3 separate regions of the Mus musculus genome follow, and all the other regions are linked to region 3. A link is a loop called in an ENCODE intact Hi-C map of the cell type or tissue named here. Cell type or tissue: gastrocnemius. All regions are shown on one strand.

The links. A loop is a pair of places that touch in the nucleus more often than their neighbours do. Peaks named below come from ENCODE experiments on the same cell type or tissue, not always from the same donor. Only the 100,000 strongest peaks of a DNase experiment are listed, where the experiment ranks them.
Region 1: a loop joins it to region 3, with 2.5 times the contacts of the local background. A loop is called at or near these places in 7 of 42 quality-filtered maps.
Region 2: it touches region 3 in a loop (3.0-fold over the local background); 11 of 42 quality-filtered maps call a loop at or near these places.

The regions. Positions count from the first base shown.
Region 1 is chr1:105,943,076-105,951,075 of GRCm38, reverse strand. It overlaps Gm26214 (a small nuclear RNA gene), which reads right to left and starts at 5,520; the gene lies at 5,416-5,520. In gastrocnemius, a CTCF peak has its summit at 3,634; DNase peaks (open chromatin) are centred at 3,391 and 3,747; H3K4me3 peaks cover 840 bases; H3K27ac peaks cover 2,544 bases.
Region 2 is chr1:106,000,994-106,008,993 of GRCm38, reverse strand. It overlaps Zcchc2 (zinc finger, CCHC domain containing 2), which reads right to left. Exons shown (of 14, transcript NM_001122676.1): 2 at 7,952-8,000; 3 at 4,818-4,894; 4 at 2,908-2,979. Among named protein-coding and RNA genes, the nearest start is that of Zcchc2, 15 kb to the right of the region's middle. In gastrocnemius, no CTCF peak of the experiment used is centred here; no DNase peak of the experiment used is centred here.
Region 3 is chr1:105,886,662-105,894,661 of GRCm38, reverse strand. No RefSeq gene overlaps it. Among named protein-coding and RNA genes, the nearest start is that of Gm41926, 27 kb to the right of the region's middle. In gastrocnemius, a CTCF peak has its summit at 3,421 (motif pointing left); a DNase peak (open chromatin) is centred at 3,430; H3K4me3 peaks cover 247 bases; H3K27ac peaks cover 1,269 bases.

The sequences.
Region 1 (8,000 bases), 56 kb before region 3:
GTTGTCATTTATGAGCCATGTTCTATTTAAGAAAAAAAAAAACAAAAGAAAATGGAAAAATCTAAAGTATATATTTTTTTAAAGCTTAAGTGAATGGATAAGGCAGTGTGAAAACCTGAGATGCTTCATGCCTCATGCTGATGAGATTGTGTGTAGTTTATAGAAATATTATTTGGACACTTTTCAGTGTTCTCTTCAGATTGTTAAAGTAAATATGACACAGGCAGACCTTCCTTTACAAAGATAAAAACCTACAACCTGAACATAAAATAATTCTACATTTAAAGAAGAAGAAGCTAGGCATTATAGCACAGAGGTGCCATCCCAGCTCTTCAAGAACTGAAGAAGGAGGATTATAAAGCCACAGCTTGTCTGGACTGTAGAGGGACTTCAAGGCTAGCTTGGGCAACTTAATGAGACTTTGCCTCAAAATGAAAGGTAGGATCATGGCTAGGGACATACATAGCTCAGTGGCAGAGTGCTTGTCTATATCATGCTCTAGGCTACATTATAACATACAAAAAGCAGAATGTACTGATGCCAGGCCATGGTGAAGAGAGAAGAGACAACTAGATAGTGGCTGCCTAGCAGGAAAGGAAAGGCCTCAGAGGAAGCCAGTCCCCCCACCCAGCACCTCCCCCTTGGACATCTAGCTTCAACATTGTGAGAAAGTTGTTCTGTTGTTCAGCCACCCAGTCTGAGATGTATTGCTTCAGCAGCTCTGGAAAATGAATATGAACTCTGTCACTGCATCCTCTTCCAGATGACCACTGTACCACTAGTCCTTTGAGAGCCAACCTGCTTGTCTATCTAGTAGATCAGCTTAATCACGTGTGAGTCTTTTATTGCCTTTCAGGCTGAGATGGCTGGCCCTTCTTAGGACTCGAGTCCATATCTGCACAGTCTTAGCGTATCAATCCCCCCACAGATCTGCTTCTTTGGTTGATTGTATTTAACAATTTACTTTGTGTTCTAAATCCTCAGTGCAGAGCTCAGTAGTAGATAATTAAATGAGCAGGTAAACGCAGGCAGCACAATGATTAGTGTCTATCCTTGGCTTGTGTCCAGAATCAATGACCCCACTCCTGGTACAAATCTCTGTAACAGCAGCCCTCTGAATCCAAGTGCAGGTCCACATGGAGGATTTGTGTCCTGAGACCTTCTGGCCTGTACCCATAGCTCCTGTGTATTATTAGTTTAGATATCATGTCAGCAACTTAGCACAATGTAAAAACATTCCGTTCTCCCTATATACATATTAAGCAGTGAACTACAGTTAATCTTACACTGGGGGTAGTCTGAAGGAAAATAAATTTAACTTCCCATTAATACAACATGCTCATGCTTTGAAAATATATAATGTATTTCAATTATACTCTCCCTAAGATGTTCAGCAGGCAAAGTTATAGTTTTGTGTGTCAGTAAATTCACTCATTAATTTTACAAATACCCACTAAATGCTTCTTTGGGGGCCAGAACAATTTTGGTGCTAAGGGCACAGCAATGAAATAGATGGATTCCTTTGGTATAAAACTTAATGGTGCATCTTGTTTTAAAACTGTCACAGAAAAAGCTTTAGTAGAATACATTAAATATGTTTCAATAAATTCTACAAATGAAGAGTAGTAAAAATATTTTTAAATTACAGTGCAATAAACTTTAAAATTAAATACAAGCTAGAGTACTATTTGTGCAACTTCTTTTTTTTTTTCTGCTAAAAGAAACACATTTCCTTCAGTGAAGATATCTCTTTTGTTGTAATTTTATTTATTGTCTTAAACTTTGTATTGGTTCTTTGTGAGTTTCCCATCACGCACCCCCACCCAGCTCATCTCCACACCCCCTCATATGAGCTCTCCAGCACTGTTCCAGCTAGGAAACCCAATGCTGGCATCAGCTGGCATTGCTGCCTTCTGCTGATCTCCTCTCTCATGCCCTTGGGGGGTAACTTTTTCATGCCCACCCCTCCAGAGCCAGCTCCATTGTGCTTCTCAGTCAAGGTGAGGGCCCCACTCTCCCAAGGGCTGCAGCCTGTGAGGGGCTGGACCGGCTCTCTCAGGCTCTCACACCTTTGGGGCTGGCTCACCCATGCCTTTACCATGAGGGCTGTGTTGCCCAGGTGAGGCAGGGCTAGCTGTCCTGCTCTCATGCCTCCAAGGCCAGCTCTCCTGACTACTGCAGGTAGTGAGGGGGTGATGTGGAGGACATCATCCCCACACCCGTGCCACCTCATGCCAGATGAGTGGTGAGGCCAGCTCTCCCAGTGCCCTTGGAGCTGGCTCACTTGTGCTCTCTCCACCAGGTCCAGCTCTACTGTGCTGCCCAGATGAGGTACAGCGTCTGCTCTCCTGAGTGCTGTAGCTGGTGATGGACAGGGTTAGCTCTCCTGAGCCCATGACTCCGTGGGGAGCTTTCCCAACTACCAGAGGTGGCAGGGTGTGGGATGAAGGGCATCAACCTCTGTGCCCGTGCCATCCCATGGCAGATGGGTGGCAGGGTCAGCACTCCCACACTGCTCCCACCAGGGCTAGCTCCACTGTGCTGCCTCGGTGAGGTGCAGGGCCCACTCTCCCAACCGAGTGTTCCCACCAGTGAGAGGTGGGGCCAGCTTTCCCCAAACACTGCATCCAGTGAGGGACAAGGAGAATTTATGCACAGCCCCTAGCCATCCACAGGTCCCTGTGACTGCCTCAAACAGGGATGTGCCCATCTTCTGTCGTGGTAATATGAGCCATAGACATCAACATCAACTCATGCTGCTGCAGAGCCACAGACCCAGACTTGGCTCTCAGTGACAACTCCAGCGGGGACCTCACCATGACTCCAGGTGACCAGGCTGGCCACTCACAACAGGCTACTCCTCTCTACCCTCAAGTCTCCAGATCCATCTCTCTTCATAATGCTCAAGCTGCCCCACAGATGGGACTTTCTCTCCATCTGCCCACCGCATGCTCACACATTGTGGTGGCTCCTGCTGCAGGTTGGCCGTGCGGTTGGTGGCCCCTGGGTGACATCCTCTATCCATGCTGTGTGTTGTGTGCTGTGTGTTGCAGCAGAAAGCAGGTATCTATGGCCTGCCTGTGCCATGTGCTGGAGGGCAGGTTTGTGGGTGGTAGGTATGGTCGCCCACAGGTGTTTGTCTTCCTTCTCCTGTGCAGCGCTGCCTCAATTTAATTTAATTTGATTTTTCTAAAGCCTAGGCATAAAGCAACTTTAGCCTTCAAGCCAGGCATCAAGTCAGGATGAACAAAAAAACTGCCATCTGCTCTGCCCATGACTGATATAAGAACACCCCACAAACAAGGTGTTTGTCCATTGCCAGGGGTATGGGGGTGGTGGCCGGGAGGACTGGGGCACCACACCCAGACTAACTGCTAACATGGGGGTGGGGAGGCAGGGGTGAAGAGGGGGCCACCACTTGTTTCTTTTACATCATAGTTCAAAGTCACAGTCTCTTCACCTGCAAACCACCTCCTCACTCCTGTCCTTTACGTTTGATTTGTCCTATGTCCCACCTACGGGGCTCTAAAGTTGATCATCTGTAGGAACAGACACAGCACCGGTGTCCTGAGGTACCTGTGGTTGGGAGTCCTGTTAAGACCTTACCAGGCCTTCCCCTCTGTTTTCTTTGTAGCTAGGGGGAGCTTTCCTAGTCCTGAGTCATTTGTTGTTCCTTTCCCTTGATAGCCTGAGGCATATTTGCTAGGCAAGTGTGACATAGCTGCCAATTTTGTCTCCACACTCTGGCTTCGGCCTGTTAACTCAGGCAGCTGCTGCAGTTCTGCTTGCGCCAGATCTTCCTTCCCCCTGATTTCTACATCTCCAACAAATCCAGCCAGCCGGTGCAAGGAAAGGTTATATTTATCTGTGAGACACGCAGTAAGACAGGCAGAGTAAAAGAAGATGAAAAGCATATTTTGAACATACAGAGATTTTAAAAGTAGGTGCAATAATAAAATAAGAAGGAATTAACTACCAAATAGCCGAGTCCTACAGTGTGGGAGAATGTATGATTCTCTGCTTTATGAATAGTAGCCCCTCCCCACCAATCCCTCAACTCTGCTTTGGAACACTCTTACTGTGTGGTAGGTAGTGCTCTACATGGCTTGTTCTTAGTGTATATCTCTATCTTCAGCACTCAACACGTTGCTCAGAAAACAATTGGTGCTCAATGAGAGCTTATTAATAGGCAACAGGGCTCAATACGAGCTTATTAGTTGTAGCGGGAGTTTTTTGTTACACTGCTTTGGCTCCCGGCAGGTCTCACGCACACCCCTGCCCAGGAGCTATTTTTGGATCTGCGAATGAAACACACACACACACACACACACACACACACACACACACATACACAAAAGCTTATTTTTAACATGGCTTATTAGCTCAGTGGCTGGGCACTTGTAAGCCTTCCGAGGCTAGCATGTCCTTCCCTCTGGTACTCCTGGCTCAACATCTTTTAAATCTACTTTAACTTTGCTGCCCTGTTACCTTCTGCGAAGCCCACTGGTCTTTGCTGCCCAAGACGCTTCTGGGCGGCCCTTTTGGAGGCTGCTTTACTCCTACATTTCAGATGATTTTCCGTCTGCAGCTCTAAGTCTGTTGCTTGTGTCTCTCCTGGGTCAGCACAATTCTAGCTTTCTCCTCCTCCTCCTCCTCCTCCTGCGTCTTACCCCGCACAACTCTAAGGGTCCTGTCCTGTGCCCCTTTGCCCAGCCATTGGCTGTACCACAATCAAATCCAGCCTGGGGGCAGGCTTCTTTTAGCCTGTGTGTAGGACACTGCAACGTGTTTGTTGTTGTTGTTGTTGTTTTGGGGAGGGGGGGTAGTGGTAACACAATTTGCAAGAGAACACCAACCGCTACAATTAGTAGAATGGAACAGGAAATTATTTCTGAAAGATGACAGAGAAAGAGTGAATTGGAATTTTGAAAAATTAAGGAGACAGTGCAGAGAGGTTCCCGAGGTGGTCTCCTGTAGCCATAATGTCATATTTTGCCTCTGACTTTTGGGAAAACTATTGAATCTAGCACATTAATGGAGTGGGTGCTCAGTGGAGCTGGGATGAGAATTCTTTTTTTTTTTTTTTCCATTTTTTATTAGGTATTTAGCTCATTTACATTTCCAATGCTATACCAAAAGTCCCCCATATCCACCCACCCCCACTCCCCTGCCCACCCACTCCCCCTTTTTGGCCCTGGTGTTCCCCTGTACTGGGGCATATAAAGTTTGCAAGTCCAATGGGCCTCTCTTTCCAGTGATGGCCGACTAGGCCTGGGATGAGAATTCTGATGGTGAATTTTAGAGCAGTGTTCTTCACTCACACATCCTTTTATGCTATAAGAATGAATGCAAGTTCAATTGATCACCAAATGCTTTTGAATTACCAGCAATTGTCTTGGTGATTTTTTTTTTTTTTTAAATATAAACCACTTCCCAGATATGCGGGTCAGTCTTGCGCAGAGGCCATGCTAATGCTCTCAATAGCGCTCCAACGTTAGCATGTGAGCTGTTGAAGCAAGCATGTTCTAAACAGAATAAACATAAACAGTAAGGACTGCATCACCGTCCATCATCAAACAGGGAAGAAACACTGTCAGCATTTCAGAGACCAGTGCTCCTTCAGCAGCCGTGAGAAAGCCTATGAAGTGCGCAGACAATGAGCTGTGGTATTCTGGTTTTGCCACAATTAGCAGAACACGTCAGTACAAGATTTCCCAAAGGGTTAGTATCCCGTTGATGTGGAGAAAGACTGAATTCAAGATTTTTATATCTCTTGAAACAGATGGTTATACTTTAAACTTCACAAAATATGGGTGGTGGCGGCGGGGGTGGGGGAGGCAATCAAAAAACCTGAAAGTCCCAGTTTCTTGTTTTCCAGGCCAAAGCCTGAAGGATGACTGTATAAATAGTTCTAAGACGCTCATCTATTTTTCTTCCTTCCTGGAGATAATCTGCAGAGTGTCTGCCTGGACACATCTAATGGTTTAGCCAGATGGCATTTCCAGATCATTTTTTCTAGAAGCCCAAGATCTCATCAGATACAATGGCGTGATTTCAAGCTGGTGCAGGAAAGCAGTATAAAAGCCATGGAATGAACCAGGGAGTGAGGAAAGATAAGTTGCAGGAAACGTATTTAATTTTAAAAGCAACAGTTGAGGGCAAGACTAGAAAAATTCTGTGTGTATTGAATCTGCCACAACTCTTACACAGCACTGCCCTGAGCCTGTCTTAAACACCATCAGCGTATCTCAGTGGCTCTACATGCCACTCAAGGGCCTAAACGCCTTTCATAGCTGGAACTGTTAACTGCAAGGTTTTCCTAGCTGAACTCAAATCGATTGCAAAGCAGCTGTGGCTCAGGCAGGTGCAGGTGCAGTGCAGTTGCCAACAGACCCTGGAGTGTCTCCGGGGAGGTGCTACATTTACAGAAACGCAGAATGCAAGAGTTATGGGGTCCTGGAGCTGCCATCAAGATTTCAGAGAAAGCTTGGGAAGCTAGGCAGTGTGTTAGGTGTTGATGTCCATGTAAGGCAGCCCCTGACACATGATACATGATAGAGTTGTGGGCATAAAGCCACAGTGGGGGCCCCAGAAAGATAGAAGTTCCAGCAACAGTGAATTATCCAGGGAAACATTTAAATAAATGCAAAGTAAGCCCTAGAGAGTAGCCCAGTGGAATCAGGATGTTTAGCCTGAGTCTCTTTCATCAGGTATCTGGGAAGTTTGTAACACTTCTTCTCACCCACACCTCATCCTCATATGTAATCAGGGACGCATAATTGAGTTTGTCTTTCAAGCTCTTGAATTTTCTTTGGGTGTGGAAGTAGAGGAAGGGCAAGGCTCACCTCAAACACTATGTAGCCACTACTAACCTTGACCTGAGATACTTAAATACCTTCTGCCCAGTCTCCTTGTTGCTGGAATGTGCCACTACTCATAGTTGGACTTGAACTTTTGATCAATGCCGCAACAGTTAACCTGAGAACTCTTAGAGACAGAATGATACTTTGTCATTGTGAGATGGACAGGGACCTAAAAGTCAGGGCTGGGTGCAATAGTTTGGAGGCTGAAGGCCTCTATGGTAGTCAGTCTTGATAGTGAAATATGATCACCGTGGAAGCACACCTCTGAGTCTTTATATGAAGATGTTCCCAGAAAGCTGAAGAAGAAAGATCTGCCTAGATTGTGGGTGGTGCATCTCATGATGTGCAGTTCTGAATAAAAGGAGACAGGGAGCTGAGTCCCAGCATTCGTCTCATTCTGCTTCCTGACCACAGACTCAATGTGATATCACTTTATCCTCTGATAGCCATGCTTTCCCCACTATGATGGACTGGACCCCCAAAGCCTTTTCCTTAAAGTTGCTTCTCATTGGGTATTTGGTCCTGGTGATGGGGAGAATATCTAGTGTCTCCCAGTGCCCAAGGCAACAATGAGGGGAAATACTGTGGACTTTCAAGAGATGGGGCTTGGTAGGAGATTCTTAGGACATCCAAGGCATAACCCTAAATGCAGCGTGGGACACTGGCTGTTCCTTCTTTCTCCTCACTTCTTAACATCTACAGTGTTTTACAGCTGTATGTATTTTGGTCATGATATGCTGCCCTCATCAAAGACACAAATCAAGAAGTTATCTGATTATGGACTGGGACATTCAACAGGATAAGGCAGAATGAACCTATTCTCTTTATAAGTTAAATATCTCAGACATTTTTTGTAGTAACACAAAGTTGATAAGAGGGAAGGTCCTTTATATTTGTGACAGAGTGTTTTAATTGTCAACTTGGCACAATCAAGAATCACATGGGAAGAGAATCTCGATGAAAGGTTACCTAGATCAGCTTAGATTGTGGGCATTACCTTGACTATGGTATCTGAGGTGTAAGAACTTGCCCACTATGGGTGGCATAATTCCTCAGGCAGGAGATTCTGAGATGTTTAAGAGTAGAAAAGTTGAACTGAGCACTAGCATGCATAGCTGAATTCATTGCTCTCTGATC
Region 2 (8,000 bases), 110 kb before region 3:
AAGCCTCAATCTAGAGAGTGTGCAGCACAGCTCCAGAAACAGCTTGCAGGATGCACACTAGAAGTGCATTAGCAGTTGCTCCACTCAGAGTGTTAGGACAGTGAGTGTCTGGAGCATGCTCTTTTGGGGGCTGCAGTACACTCCTGAGGTAGTTAGTATCTATACTGTATCCTGTATTGTCACTTATAAAACTCCCTACAACATACAGTCCATTCCATTCAAGAAGTCAGCACGCATCTAAACTCCTAGTCGGTTCCTGGTTATTATTTCAGGAACTGCGGATACTTCAGCGAAGGAGAAATAGTCACAGAGCTGCTGTGATAATATGAAAAACAAACTGGAGGGGGCCAGAACATGGAGGGCAGAAGCAGCTGTTCTCACGAATCGAGAACTCAGCAACCCCAACCTCACTAATTCACTGCAGCTCATCACCACCTGCCCACACAGCACCACTGAACAGGTGCTCAGGACAGTTCTGCTCTAATTTCTACAACATTCAAGATGCCATCAGCCTGGAGAATAGATGACAAGAGGCAGTTCAGTTTTAGGAAGACAGTGCAGCTTACTCCAGGTAAGAGTGGAGGTCATGCACTTAAGAAAACTGCATCAGTCACCTGCTAACTAAGCTGAGGGTTAATTCCCATGGCCCTGAAGAATGAGAAGGCATTTGGGGCTTTGTTGTTAAGCACTTAGCTTTTATGTAATCTGTCAGGACAGCACTGCTGAAGCTTAGGGGGAAACCCCAAGGAAGGAGACTGCTAGACGGAAGGCAGAGCCTTGCAGTGGGCTCTGTTTCGAGGACAGACAAAAAGGTGGCCACATCACACACAAGTTGGCATCAAGTAACATGGCTTTGACAGGTGGCAGCGTCTGGCTCCACTAAGAACTTCAGCCCTCTCTCTGTACCTCTGGAACTCATTCTTCAGCACTAGGATTGTGCCCCGAAGAAAACAGAAGAAAAAGAGAGACAAGTGTTCCTGTTCCAAATCCAAATGGTGGATGATCATAACTGCCTATTTAACTCACATTAAGTGCTGGTAAATGTATCCTATCAAGACACAAGAGAGCTTGTGAGAAGCAGAAGAGATTTGAAAATGTATGCAAAGAAAAGAGGCAGACCCAACCCACTTGCTCAAACCATCAGAAGGCTGTGAGGGACTATCTCCCTGCTGCAGTGTGGCCTGGATCACAGCCACTCTGTCCCGACACCTTTGTTCCCATGAGTCATGCTCATGATGCCAGCCCTTCTACTGCTGCCTCCTTTCTTGTTACACTGTCTAGGACAGATAGGAGGAGGGTCACAGGCCTGGGTAACTAGACATGAATGAAGCTCACCTCATCTTTACAAGCAGGTGGTCAGCCCCTAATGGAGAAACTCTAGAAACCAAGAGTAAAACCCTGAACAGCATTTTTGCTATACTTAAGAGCAGTGCTTTATTTAATCAGCATCATCAAAAGAGAGAGCAAAACCTTGGAACACACAGCTCTAAATGGAATGTCTCCATCAAACCCCTCCCCTCAGAGCTCAGGGGACCCTGTGGAAGAGGAGGCAGAAAGAGTTTAAGAGCCAGAGGGGATGAGGATACCAGAAGAGTAAGCTCAAAATCAGGTGAGCAAAGCTCGGACGATCTCAGAGACCGAAGCTAAAGCACAGGGCCTGCCCAGGTGCTCTGTGTATATAATATGGCTTGCAGTTTCTTTACTGGACTCCCGGGTGTGAGAACAAATGGATCTCTGGTCCTTGTGCCTTCTCGTGGGCTTGTTTCCTTCTGTTGGGTTGCCTTGTCCAATTTCACTACGGTAGATTTTGTTTTATCTTATTATACATTACTTAATGTTTACTGTTATCTCTTAGCAGCCTGTTCTTTTCTAATGAGAGACAGAAAAGAGTGGATCTGGACGGATGGGAGGGGAGGCGGTGAGTAACAGGGGAAGCTGTATGATATATAGTATGAGGAAAAAATCTATTTTTTATAAAATAGGAGGAGAGGGGTGTGGGAGAATTCAGTTTAAAACAAGCCATAGGAAAAAGAAACTATTTAATTGGCTTAATCGATTCCAACTAACAAATCCAGCAAACTAACGTTTGGAGCATGTCAAAGTGTGTGTCAGAGAACTAGGCTCCAGAATTCTTCTGGAAGCTAACAGACTGGTGAGAATCAGTCCCTTGCAGAGTTAAGAATCAACACAGACACAAATGACCTGAACAGGCACACAAGGTGAATCCCAGCAAAATCTTCAAAGCTGGTGCATGGTAATAACACTTTCACACAAAGCTTGGTGAGTGAGTTAGGACTACTACTTGTTTCTGGATTTCCCAGCTTTATCTCCCTGTCAACAATAAACTGTGAAGTGTTTGCTTACTGAGCAATAGTAATTTATTGACCACACAGACATAGTTCCCCCTTTTATGAGGTCTTTCATTTTTTTCAATTACATCTGATTGGTACTTCTATTCAAGGGAACAGCTAAGGATGTGCAGAAAACAAACTTGCCAAACAAAGGTAACTCCACCATCTTCAACGCCCCGATAGCATTAAGACACTTTTGAAAGTAGGGTGGGGGAAGGATGAACTCCAACGGGAAAGGAGTGAAGGTCAAGCAGAGCCCACAGAGGAGAACCTCAGTGTGTTAGGTACCACAGGAAAATGAGCCTCATCTCGCTGCAGATGAGCACCGCTGTAGAGGACTAAGAATGGGGACCTATTTTCTAAAGCGATTTCTTCTGCTACTTATACTGGTAACAAGGTAAGAAGACACACAGGGTAACATTTTCTACACCTCTATTCATCCGAGCTTGGAGGTAACCTATGTGTGTTTTAATTTTCTTGGTGATTCTTTTGACATTGAAACTTTAGGAATCTCTATAGCATATACAAATCTTAACAACAAAATCTATAATTTTACCTTCAGTAGAAATTCCTGTAGTTCTTGGTGGGTTTTTGTTACTGTTGTGACTGAAAGGTCAGACCAATTTACCTGATTTAAGAAAACACACATATTGTATGGTTATTGCTTAGGCAGGAACTGGCTGGGGAAAAAGCCATGTGTAAAACAAAAGGCCTTAAATTTAAGATTAGCAATCAGAGATATAAAGGTCAGCTAGCATTCTCTCGCATAGTTTCTGACAGTGTACAGAAAAAAGTTTTCCAGTAATTCTTTTTAAATTGTACTTTTCAAAAAGCAGTATTAAAATGTAACTGCTTTGATAATTTCCAGGAACTAATTTTTCAGAAATGTCTTGCTTTTTTGGTTAAGTAGAAAAATGATACTATGACAGGGTAGATCCGAAAGACCCAAGTCCTGTCTCCTTAGGCTCACTAAATGTATGGCTACAAGAGAAGCAGAGCAAGGGAGTTTTATCTTCTCAAAAGATTTCACATGCTTTAAGTCCTAGCAAGATGCTTGGGGAAGCATCTTTACCTGCATTTTCAGATGAAGAAAAGGAGGGAAGTGTGGCCCAAAAGGAACAGGATCTAGGACTGCAATCAGCTGTGCTGCACTGCCCCCTGGACCCTTAGAATTCTGTGGACTTTAATTTCCACTGTACAACTGTAAAGTAGGTGACTATTCAAGATACACTAATATCTAAGTTTTATCAATTAATCATATCACTTTTAATGTACTTTTTAAATGCATAAAAATGCTATGTAGCAACCCTTACTGACTGGTTATTTCTTAAAAGAAAAATATCTACCTGGGCAGGTGGATAGAGGAGTAGACAAGGCAACTGATGTCTGAGTTCAGTCGCATATCAGCGTCACAAAAAACCAAACAAATATGTAAGAATTTCTAACAGTGTTTACTTCAAAGAGAGAGACTGGGCCTGAAACAAGAGTAGCTGGTGTTAAGAAGGCTCTCCAGAGAGGGAGCATTTGAGCCAGATGTTAGCTGTGCTTTGGTCCAGGGTAAGGAGAAAGGTCTTAGAGAAAAGCTGTGAGTTCCAACAACTAAAGGAGAAGCCAGCATGCCGAGTTTCAAGGGTAAAGAGCCAAATACCCCAAAAGTGAGACACATGGAAATTGGAAACAGAAATCACAAAGTCAAGGATTTTTCTCCTTCAAAGTAGAAGTTTTGAAACTCATTCAACAAATATACTGAGCAAGGCAGACACTATAGGACGGCAGGGATGAGGACACCCACGCCCATAAGACGCTTTGCTCAAGGATCTGTGGAATCTATAGTGGTAGTAATCTGCAGAGGAAGGAGAAAGCGCTTTATCAGAGGGAGGGAAGTCTTGAGGAAAGTGGGAAGCTGGAACATGGTCAGTGGTGCTGTGAGAACCCTGGCCTCACTGCAGGCAGCCTGAGTATATGTGATGCAACCGCACAGGGCTCAACAGTGAAGCTGCAGCAGTGGGAAGCAAGAACCAGGCCTGCAGTTCACAGCCAACAAGATGACAAAGCCACACAGCAGGGATGAAAACCCCATGAGCAGCAAGGAAAGCAGAGCAGTCAGTAAAGTAAAGGCAGGACAGGGAAGGCTGGGGTCTGCAGACACTGTGAGGTGTTTACTTGTCCTTTTAAAAGATGCATCTTACACCGCACATTTTCAATCGTTTCCCCAAGCTCAGGTTCTCTCTTGTTGTTAAAATCTGCCATCTATCTATGGACCATCTATTATCCACCTACCTGTTAAACTACCTATTAATCATCTACCTACCTTTCTTCCTATCTATCACCTATTATCTACGTGTCATCTATCAATCATCTGTCTGTCTTTCCGTTCGTTCTCGCATTCGTCTTTAAAGCAGCGAGCCTGCTAGCAGCTCTTCCGTGACCGTGGAGAATGAAGCACTGGGGATGAGAGCAGCTTACTTTGAAAGTGTACTCCCAGTACTTGTCAGCCCTTTTTCTCTGGACTCCTTTCAACATTATCTTCTCAATGTGGACAGCTGAAAAAGAAAACACACACACATACTGACTTGTATCAAGAGAGCACACACATAGTCAGCTACCTAAAGTTATCTGATGACTTGACAAATGCTAGTTATTAAGCTACTTAATCTTTATGACTGGCCTTAACTCATGAAAAAACTGATACACAGCATTACGCCCCTCAACCACAAGTGAATGTTTCTACATATGTCAAGATGCTGAGTGTTCAAGCAGTCCACCAGTCCAAGCAGTCAGCACAAAACAAAGAAATAATCTAAAGATATTTTAGTGAAGATTGTTTCCTAAAGAATAATAATGAAAATTCTTACTCAAATTATCATAGTACAGCACGCTAGGATGAACTAAATATGGACAGCCCATTCAATTATTTGTATATATAATAGGAATAACTTAGAAAATATCTAGTTTTTTGTTTTTCATTTGTACATGTATGAGTGTTTTGCCTGCATGTATGTGTACCACATGCATGTCTGTGCCCACAGAGGCCAGAAGGGGATCTTGTATCTCCTGGAATGGGTAAAATGTCCTATAAACTGATCACTGTAAGAAACCATAAAGTCTCGCTGTAAAGGAACTGAATGTACAGTTTATGTCAGGGTCAAACAGTAGACACAGGGTAGTAAACAGGACAACAAGCTCTCTACACAGATACACAGTCTATTCATCAACTAAGTAAACATGCAAGCCCTTGGCTACTCACTCTACAGCTCCTTCACTAGAAAAGAAATCAGGTTGGAAAAAAGAAGAGGGGGGGGTGGAGAAGAGGAGGAAGAGGAGGAAGAGGAAGAGCAGCAGGAGGAGGGTGACGGCCAATCTGAAAAGGTTGACTCTACAACACAAAGATCTGAAGTCAACCAGACTGCTATACAGTGAGTGTACAGCAGGTACAATACTCACTTGATGCTGAGGCTGCGCCTGTAGAGGCTGATAATGATGGCAAAAGAGGCTGGGAAAGCAATGCCATGGGACTATGGTGGGGATAGAGAGTCACATGTGAACTTGGGGGTGCTGGCAGAGAAGAGGAGAGGAGCATTCCTTTTGCTTTAGAACAAGTTAAAGGAGCAAAAACACAGACGTGACAACAAGATTGTTACACACCATGAAAGGTGAGCAACGAGAGAGCATGAAGCACGGAACACAGAAAGGCAGCAGCAGGAAACGCACTTAGAATAAGCAGGCACAGAGCCATAACAGCACTTCATGCCAACTTTCAAAATGCATGGTTTGATGGCTGCTTCAGAGTGAAGGTAGAAAAAAAAACCTCAAATACCTGACGGCAATCCTTAGGCTGTGTAATGCTACAGTGACCAAAGAGGAATGGGAAGGTCTGTGTTCCCAAAAACTGCTGTAACTGAATCACTTAAAAGAGGATGCTAGCAAATCAAACCTTACTGAACTAACTGGTGTTGAGAAAACAGAGCAGTCTGGGGCTGTGGAGAGGGCTTCATTTAGAGTGCTTGCCTAAAGCGTTCGTACTGGGTGTGATCCCAGATCAGCTCAGGTGAAGCTATGAGGACTGCAAGCAAGGCCAGTTTGGGTCATCCTTCTCCCCAGCACCACGCCCACCCTAAAACGTCTTTCTAGAGCTGGAACTCAGTGACTTGGTCGGTCAGTGAACTCTGCTGCTGTGCCTGACTTTCTGTACATAGGTGCTAGGGATCTAATTTCCATGTCCTATGCTCGCAAGCACGTTACCAGCTGAGCCAGCTCTTTTGTATTTGCTGTTTAGCGGAGGGAAAAGGGGGGTGGGGGGGTCGGAGCGCTGATGCTGTTACCAAGTTGGGAATATGGCTTCAGCTTCAGGTTATACCTGCTGTTACGTGTACTAACCCTTGTAAACTTAAGCCAGAGAGCATGTATTATACTTCACGTTTTTAACAGTTAAAAATGAAGACCCACAGTACCACTTTCAAATAACTGCTTTTGAAATACCATTTTGAAATAGTCTAAACCTCAACAAGTTTTTATGAGAACAAAACATTATAAAAGTTAAATTCTGCATCAGGTTACTAACGTTCAATGAGCTGAACTGAGGTGAAGTAGTCTCAGGTTAAAGTTTAATCGGGACAGTACCATGATCATCGTAAACAGAGGTGGTAATTAGATAAACATATGGAATAATTAAACAGACATAGACTTCCTCTCAGGAAAACTGCGTCAAAAAGACCATGGTGAAAAGGAGGCATACTGACACAAACTCAGAGTTGCGACTGAGTATGTCTTAAGGATCCTTGGCTCATCTGCAACCTACACAGTAGCCCACATTTTGTTTCCAAGTTCCTCCCAGTATGAGCTTATGGACTTCCCAAATGCAAAGAAAAGGGAGCACCCAGACCATTTCTTTTTAGATGGTAATGTGCTTTCACTCCCATAATTCCTCTTTAAAACTGCATGGCTACCAGGAAATGGGTGTGAACAATTTCTTCACCCTGATATTATGACCTTTGTTGGTTTTCTTTCTTCCTTTTAATAGTAAACACTGAACACTATAGATGAAATACTACACTAAGTATTTAAGTAATAAGATAAAGTCTTAGCCCTCCAGAAGCACACATAGAGGTTTAAAAGACAGCCATAGAGACAACTGTCCACGACATAGGCCAGACACACAGGAGAGGACAGTACAGGGCTGTGGAGCACAGAATACAGAAGTCAGAACATTTGGAGCACTGCTTTTGGGCAAAAGCCCAGGCCCAACAGGATTTCGCTAAAACTAAGAATTAAGAATTAACCAGAATTGGGGCCAGCAATGTAGCTCAGTTGACAGAGTGCTTATCTAGCATGTATGACCCCTAAATTAGCTCCCCAGCATCACATAAACTAGGCCTGGTGGCACAGGCTTATCGTCCTAGCACTTGGCAGATGGAGGCCAAAAAATCAGGAGTTCAATGTCAGCTTTAGATATATAGTGAATCTGGGCTAACTTGGGCTATGTGAGACCCTTTCTCAACCAACAAACCAACCACCCACCCACCCACCATCATCACCAGCAGCAAGAGCAACAACTTCAAAACCCTATGATGATCAGTGTGAAAACAACAAATGCAGCACACCTTCTCGCTGAGCTCGATGAGGGGCCACAGTGAGTCCGTCTGGAGGTAT
Region 3 (8,000 bases):
ATAGTGAACAGTGAGATCCAGGCTGCAAAGCAGATTTATCTTTGCACCTGTCGTTTATGTATTTGTGTTAAGCATCTCTTAAATGCTAGCTTAACGACCAGCTAGGGTCCTTGTTGTTGTTATTGTTGTTTGACAGTGGAAGCTACATAGGGCCAGGCGCCTTACTGCTTGGTTCCCACTGCCCCCAGGTCACATGTTGCTTCTTGCCTTTCTTCATTTTTTTCACAGAGTATCTGAAGTATTTATTTTAGTACAGCTATGCAGATGAGAAATTATCTTGTGCTTTTCTGGAATGTATTTTCCTTCTGTTTTAAAGGATTCTTCCCCCAGATGCAGAATTATAGACGTTCTGTTGTCTTTGTCTTTGCCTTCGTCGTCGTCATCAACATCATCAACTCTGTTGTTGTTGTTGCTGCTTAGTGTGTAAAGTATGCTCCTCCATTTTTTCATCACTGCTAGGAGGTTAACTGTTAGTTTTCCTGTCACTTCTTTGGAGGTAAGGAATCTTTTCCAGTTGGCTGCTTGCAAGGTTTCCTTTCTAACCCACCTGACTAGGGCATGCTTGCCTAGATGTGCTGTATCTCTCTGACACTTTACGGTTTTAAGAATCCTTAAACTGAGGACTTAATTCAGTACTGTGTCAGCTGGCATCACACTCAGTTTCTCATGTGCTTGGTTTTCTGACTTTCTGGAGCTCCAGTTACACGTGCTGGACATGCTTGCGTGCACCATATGTGCAGGTGTGCTTATCATTTATCAATATGTTTCCCGACTGATGTCTCTACTTTGACAGCACTTTTCACTTCACAGATGCTCTTCTTTGTCTACTCTTTTTTAATTTCTTTCCATTAAACTCTTAATTAGTACCACCCTATTTAGTGAGGGTTATAGTAGGAGAAACACTTCCTACTGTGCTCCGGGCATGTGTTCGAACGATGGAGTCTCTGATCTGAAGCCCCAGCGTATCCCCAAAGTACATTACCACTGCCACTTTACAGTTGAGAATGCTTACATTTTTTGAATTTAAAAAAAAAAAGTATTCATTTACTATTGTGTGTACTCAGGACATGTTAGAGGGCACTGGGCACATGCCATAGCATGCTTGTGGAGGTCAAAGGGCAACTTTATGGAGTCCATTCTGTCCTTTCACCTTTACATGGGCTCCAGGGATTAAAGACAGGTCATTAAGTTTGGTAGCAAGCTCCTTTGCCCGATGATTACCCAATGAACCATCTCAATAGCTCCAAAGTTCTTACCTTTAGTTTTTTGATTTTGTTTGTTTGTTTGTTTTTGTTGTTCTAATATTATACTTTGTATTTAAAAATACCATAGAATATAGTTTTCTGGGTGTAAGTTTCCATTGGAAATCTACTTTCGTGTTCATGCCTGATCAGTCCAATATTGGGGGTCATCTGTGCATCTTTATTTTCGTCTGCTTTTTCCTCCCCATCCTTAGTCATTGGCTTCTGCCGTCTTGCAATTTTAAGCAGAAAGCATCACGGTGAGTGTTCTGAATGGACCGATAGGTTTCATTATCTCCCGGACATCATTGAGTTTTCTCCTGGCAAGAAGCAAGAACACAGGCAGATTACCAAGCTCCAACCCTGGACTGAAAAGGATTATCGCTGGCTTTCTGAGTTAGGTTACAGGAGTTCCAGCGCATCCCAAGCGATCACGGCTTATCATGGTCATGTATGATGCCGAGTCTGTGTATGCACATGTGCTGCTGGTCATTGCGTACATAGTCCTGGAGAGTTGCTCTCTGCCATGACTCTCATGGCCATGTTGTCAAGAAAACAATGTCTTTATCCCAAAACTCTGGGCTTCAAGAGACATAAAGCAGAAAATGGTGACCCCTGACTCTCCTCCTGGAGGTGCGGCTTTGAGTGTTTCTAACCAGGGTGACATTTGTGAGTTGACTGGATCACTCCCAGGACTCCCAGGACACCCAGGGATGGGATTCCCTGTGCTGATCTTTGGAATAGAACAAGGCAGGCCTGTCTTTTGAACTGAGTTCAGGGGCAGCTGAAGATCCCTGCATCTCACGAGGCTTTCAAGACCTTCTTGGTGATGAACAAGCAAAGAAGACACTTGTGAAAGTATAGAAGGAGGGGAAGCAAGAGAGTGCTGAATTCCATTATCTTAAAATTGCTGGTAATTCTTCCCCCTGAGATGAAGTTTTGATAAAGGCAACAAGCAAAGAAAAGAAGCTGAGGGCCTGCGATTTCAATGGCAAAGAAGAGAATAGGACACAGGGAAACCGAAGGCCCCTGAGGTCAGAGTGTCCTGTTTCACAGTGTTCCTGGGAAGGACCAGAGACGGCAGCTGCCTTGGAAGGACTGAAGGACGCTGCCAGTTTGAGGATGCAGCCCTGTGGGACACTTTGTCATTTTTAAACCGTATCTTTGTGATCACTTAGCAGGTACACTGGGAAACAGCACAGAGCCTGGATCTCTTCTCCATCACTCATAAACCAGCATTTTGCTTTGATTTTGAACAGAATGTGTGATAATTATGTCGGTATCTCTAAGAACATCCCACAAACCCTTTTGAATGTCAGCAAGAAGAGGAGGAAGGGTTATTGATTTTAGATCGATTATGTGTTTTATCCTTTGCTAAGAAACTTTATATTTAGTCTACAAGCTTTAATCCTGAACAGTAAAGAAAGAACTTTTTTTTTTTTCAATTTATGACAAAAGATGCTCACCAAACCATTGTACAAAGAAACTTTGTCACTGAGAAAAGGCAAACTTTTTGGTCAAGTCTGCTTTAACATACACAGAATCAGCAGCCAGGAGAGCCACATTTGTTTCATTGCTATTCAGTCCCCAGGCTCGGGCCAAGCTTCTTGGCGGCTTGTCTTGCTTTCCTGTAGTTGGTTCACATCTACAAAGATTTTGACAGACTTCGGTTCCTTCTTCTGTCTTGAGTATTTGAGGTTCAACTGGAAATGCGCTTTTTTTCTGTCATGGTATAAAAATATAAAAAGCTATCCTCCTTTTGGGGGCTGGCTGCTTTCTGAGTATTCCAAGGGTGTAATGAGCACAGAGTGTTCTCTGTGTCTGGCCAGTTTCGGGTGGCATCAGATAAGGTGCTGTGATGGCATCCCCGTGATCACCATTCCTGCCAGAGTGACAGGCCAACCCAACTGACAGCCACCTTCTATGTCATCCCTTGGCTACAAGAGCTTGGATGAACATTCTCACTTGTTGCCTGATGAGGGAATTTGATCCTAGATGAGGCTCTTAATGAGGAAAGCGGTAGAAAGTTCTGCCTCCTTGGCGACTAGGTCGTACGAGAAGGGCAAGCGACGTCTTCTAACTCAACCTCTAGAAGCGTCACTGGCTCTGGGATTTTGTTGAGATTATTTTCAGATAGCAAGAGTGAAGTTCAAGGGCCCCTGGCCTAACCTTTGACGGGGCGCCACCTGGTGGAACTGTTCTTGCATACAAGCGATTTGCTGTTTGGGAGCCCTCTGCCATCAGGAAGATACTGGTCACCGGCTGCAAGACTGTGCACGCTAAATGAGCAAGGGTATTTCAAAGCCCTGGAACTTGATGCTCATACTCTTCAAAGAAGAAGGGGAAGAGATGGAGAGGGGGAGGGGAGAAAAGGGGAGGGGGAGGGGAGGGGAGGGAAGGAGAGAGAGAGAGAGAGAGAGAGAGAGAGAGAGAGAGAGAGAGAGAGAGAGAGAGAATATACTCTAGCTGCCTGGGAAGGGAAGTGCCTGGAAGTTTCTATCAGTTTGATTAGGCACTGCCAGATTCATAAATGTCCTCAAGCAAGTAGAAGACAGATGTCCTGTCACAGAAGGTCTTAGAAACACTCTCATCCAATCAGAGAGGAGCATCCTCACTCTTTCTCCACTCTGGTGAGGTCAGCATTGCACAGGACCTCTGAGTTTCCCACTTTAACAGCTGTTCAGTACAGCAGGAACGGCCTCCAGCCTCCAGACCCTCCTGTTAAGAGGCAACTTGCTGTAGTTCTGTAATTTCATAAGGTTAGAATGTCAGATACCAAGAACTCAGCAGGCTGGGGAGATGGCTCAGTGGCTCAGGTGCTTGCCTTTCAAGTGACTTGGGATCCTTAGCACCCATGTAATTTCTGCCTGGGGTAGCAGTCCAGTCTGTAGTGGGTGGAGACTGGAGACCCAACCTCCAGAACAAGTTGCCTAGCTAGGCTCCCAGAGCTGTCAAACTCTTCAAATGAGAGACCATGCCTTACTTAATAGGTAAGGTGTAGTGAGGAAGACAGCTGACTGTTAACCTCTGGCCTTTCCATGTATGATTGCATGCGCACACACGAGCACCCACACACATGTGGACAGGAGCACACATACATACCACACACACACACATATATGACACAATCATGTGCAAAACAAAATGAAAAACAAAAACCCTCTCTGATCAACATTCACCACTCAGCTCTGTAGGAATTTTTCTCTTCTTGGAATAGAGTACACTTGCCTACAGCTGCTGTGTCCTGTGGTATCAGCTGGCAGCCTGACACAGGCAGCCAGAGTCTGAGGTGAAGGTGCCATTGTGGCTGCTCTGTTTCTAGAGAGAGTGTTCTGTGTCTGTCTCCTTGTTGCTGTGTGAGTGGTGCTCTCTCTAACTCCTCTGCTTGTGCACAGGTCACTGCGATCCTAAGGTTGTGTGGCATCCTTAGTGTGTCCCCTCACCATCTTCCCTCTGTGCCTGTCCATCTTTACATGACATGTGTCCCTTCCACTCTTCTTTTAGGACCACTCATATTGCATTGGGCTACACCGACCTCCCGCATGACCTCACCTTAACTTACATCTTGGTTGTACAATGGAAAAGCTCCATTTCCTTCAGAAGAACTGAAGGTCAGATTAATACATCTGTCCATAAGAAATAGGAAGATACAAGCCACAGGTTCTAACCCACTACGGTGCATGTTCTCACATTCCCATTTCATGAACCACGGTGAGTGACAGGCACACACCAGAGGAGAGCACAATGTCTCGCTCTGTTGCTCTGATCTTTACAATTGATTTATTTTTAAATCACATACATATGTGCACGCCAGTATGTTGGAATATGCACATGAGTGCAGGTGCCCACAAGATCCAAAAGAGGCTGTCAGATTCCCTGTCGATAGAGTCCAGTTGTGAGCTGCCTGACATGGTTGCTGGGAACCAAACTCAGGTCCTCTGTAAGAACAATATGCTCTTTTAACCACTCAGCAACCTCTCCAGCTCCCCAAAGAGATGCGTTCGTCCTCACAAAGGCTGTCTGGGCCTGCTACTTGTTGGAAACACCTTTAGATTTATATGTCATTAGCTTTTTACCTGTTCTGTTCTGTTTAGCAGGCATAAAAGGAACAGCTATGACCTGCTATAATATAACCTGTGTCTCCCCAGACACAGATCCTGCTAGAAACCAATACACTTTTCTCTGAGACCTGTTGTCCAGGACTCTCCTTTCCTGACACGTATCTATTCAATAGATCATTCAGTAGAACCCATTCTAAGGCACATGGCATTCTTATGCACTGTGACTCCTTATGCACTGTGCTTGGCTATTGAAAACTTAAGCCAGCGCACAACAGTTGGTGCTCCTTAAGGAAACACCACACTCCTTCCTGCAAGCAGCAGCACAAACATCTAGTGCTGCTTGTTGATAACTTATGCTGCAGCTACTTTGCAGACTGGCTTGTATGCATTATTTCGTTTAATCCCTGAAATAAGCATAATAGAATCATTATCCCCATTTTACACAGCACGTGGGTAACTAGGCATCTTGTGTCTAGTTGCATAGCTTGCTAGTAACAGAGTTGGGATTTCAAATCACATATATGATTCTAAAGCTCATAAAATGTATTTATTAATGATTTCCTCAGTGACTCTCACCAATCCAATGTTCTCTGTATGTACAGTGTGTGTATTGAACATGTACATGCAGGCGTCATATTCTCTTGCAGCACTGCCTCTCACTGAACCTGTACCTGGGTTTGAGGCAGGCATAGGAGATCGTTGAAGCTTGAGACCCCATTGAAACTTGGTTCTACACATACACTTCCTCTTGTGTTAATGCACTTGGCAACCTGGTTCCTTCACCTGCAGGCACTGTGCACACACACACCCTCCAAGCAGTACACCCAGCAACCTCAAGCCCCTACCTGTACCAGGCTACATATACTCTTACATATAATTTTTCTTACCCCTAGTAACAGTCCAGTTAAGTTTCAGCTTAAGTGTATTTCCATTGAATGAGGATATGAAAAATAAAAGGGTCCAACTAGCCTGAAGTGTTTTTGGAGCGTCCTCTAGTAAACTTTAGGCACAATCCTCTGTTTACTCTCCTATGCCTATGCATAATGGGGCATGCATATGTGTCTCGTCCGCTCTCGACCAGCAAGAACGACATGACCACCAGTCCTTCTAACAGCAGTTTATTCAGCAAACTTCAGTCTTCATCTCTCTCGCTTCAACTTTCTCTCTCCATCTTTCTCTCTCTCTGACCCGGGCCTCTCACTCTTATATACTCTCAGCCCTCATCCACTCACGGCAGGCCACGTCACCTCACCAGACACGCAGCTTCAGCTAATCAGGGCAGCAGGGGCATGTCTCCATCAAAATGGATTCGCCAGTATCCTGGTGCACCTGTGCAGCTCTCGTGATGGTTGTGGCTTATTTTCAGGTGTATGAAGAAGTCAGGTGCAAGTCATAAGACTTAGCTGCAGTCCCTGGCGCCTTCTTGGGACTGCTGCCACACCCGCTCCTCACACATATGATTAAAATCAGATGTATCTGGGAAGGGACATGTGCAGCAGGAAAAATGAATATGTGATCTTATCTATCAATCAAAACAGAGAACCATCCAATCTATGTCCTTAAGTAACCAAACTTGCCCTGAACCCTTTTCAGAAAAAAATCCCTGGATATTAATGGACCATGAGTGCCCTCATTCATGTCACCCACTACTGGTCTTTTCAACAGTGTGTCCCTCTATGCTCTGTACTATCAACTTGCTCCAAAGAAAATCATCTTGCTTCTTTTGCAAATATGTGCGAACTCTTCTTTTCAGTTTTTAGGATAAGCAGCGCAAACCCTGGAAATACCTGGCTTAGACCCTGATCACTGTTAGCAAGCTGGCAACTGGCAAGACCCAACAATCTTCCTGTCTCCAGCCCTCGTCCCTTCTGCCTAACCCTCAGATATCTACCTGGTCCTGAAGATTTGAGCTCAGATCTTCGTGCTTGCACATCAAGCACCCTCAGCTCTCCTCTCGACTTATGGGGTCCCGCATTCAGCCCAGGGCTCAGGCCTCTGGGTGAGGTGGACACTAGGAGTTTGACTGCGTAGATGCCACTGCTGGGTGGGCGTCAGGCTGTGAGAAGCCACGAGACCCCGCTTTGGAGGTGGGGAAGGCATAGGTTCTCGAGGACCTGCAGGAGTCGGACTCAGACTCTCAGGCACTATAGACAACATTGGGCACTGCGGAAAAGCTGGGTCTGGAGTCCCTGGGCTGCATGGAGGACAGGGACATTAGGTTTTCAATCTTGGACATCGCAGTCGCCACTGATGTCTCAGAAGAGCTGAGAACAGAGTGGGGACCTACGGGTGAACTCTGGCCTAGGGCTGAGGGGAAAAACGTAGGAGGAGAGAACTCTGGCAGGTTAGGGAAGGGGGAAAGGCGGGGGTGGGGGGGTGGGGGAAGGAGGGGTCGTGGGGATGAAGTCCTTGTCTTGCCTGGCAGGCGGCTTGGGTTGGTGGGAACGCAGGGAGGCCTCTGGGTGAAAGGTTAGAGGCAGCTAGGAAGACCTGCTCCGTTGCTCTTCCATGGCAGGTCCCCATGAGAAGAGGCAGTCCATGGTTTTAAGGCATTTGTTGTAGAAAGGCAGAGAGGGGGAGAAAAGTAGAGAAGTAGAGACTGGTCATGGCCGTGTGGAGAGAGGGGAGAAGGGAAGGCAGAGAGGGGGGGAGCCAGGGAGCAAGAGAGTAAGAGCAGGAGAATAAGGAGGGGTAAGCA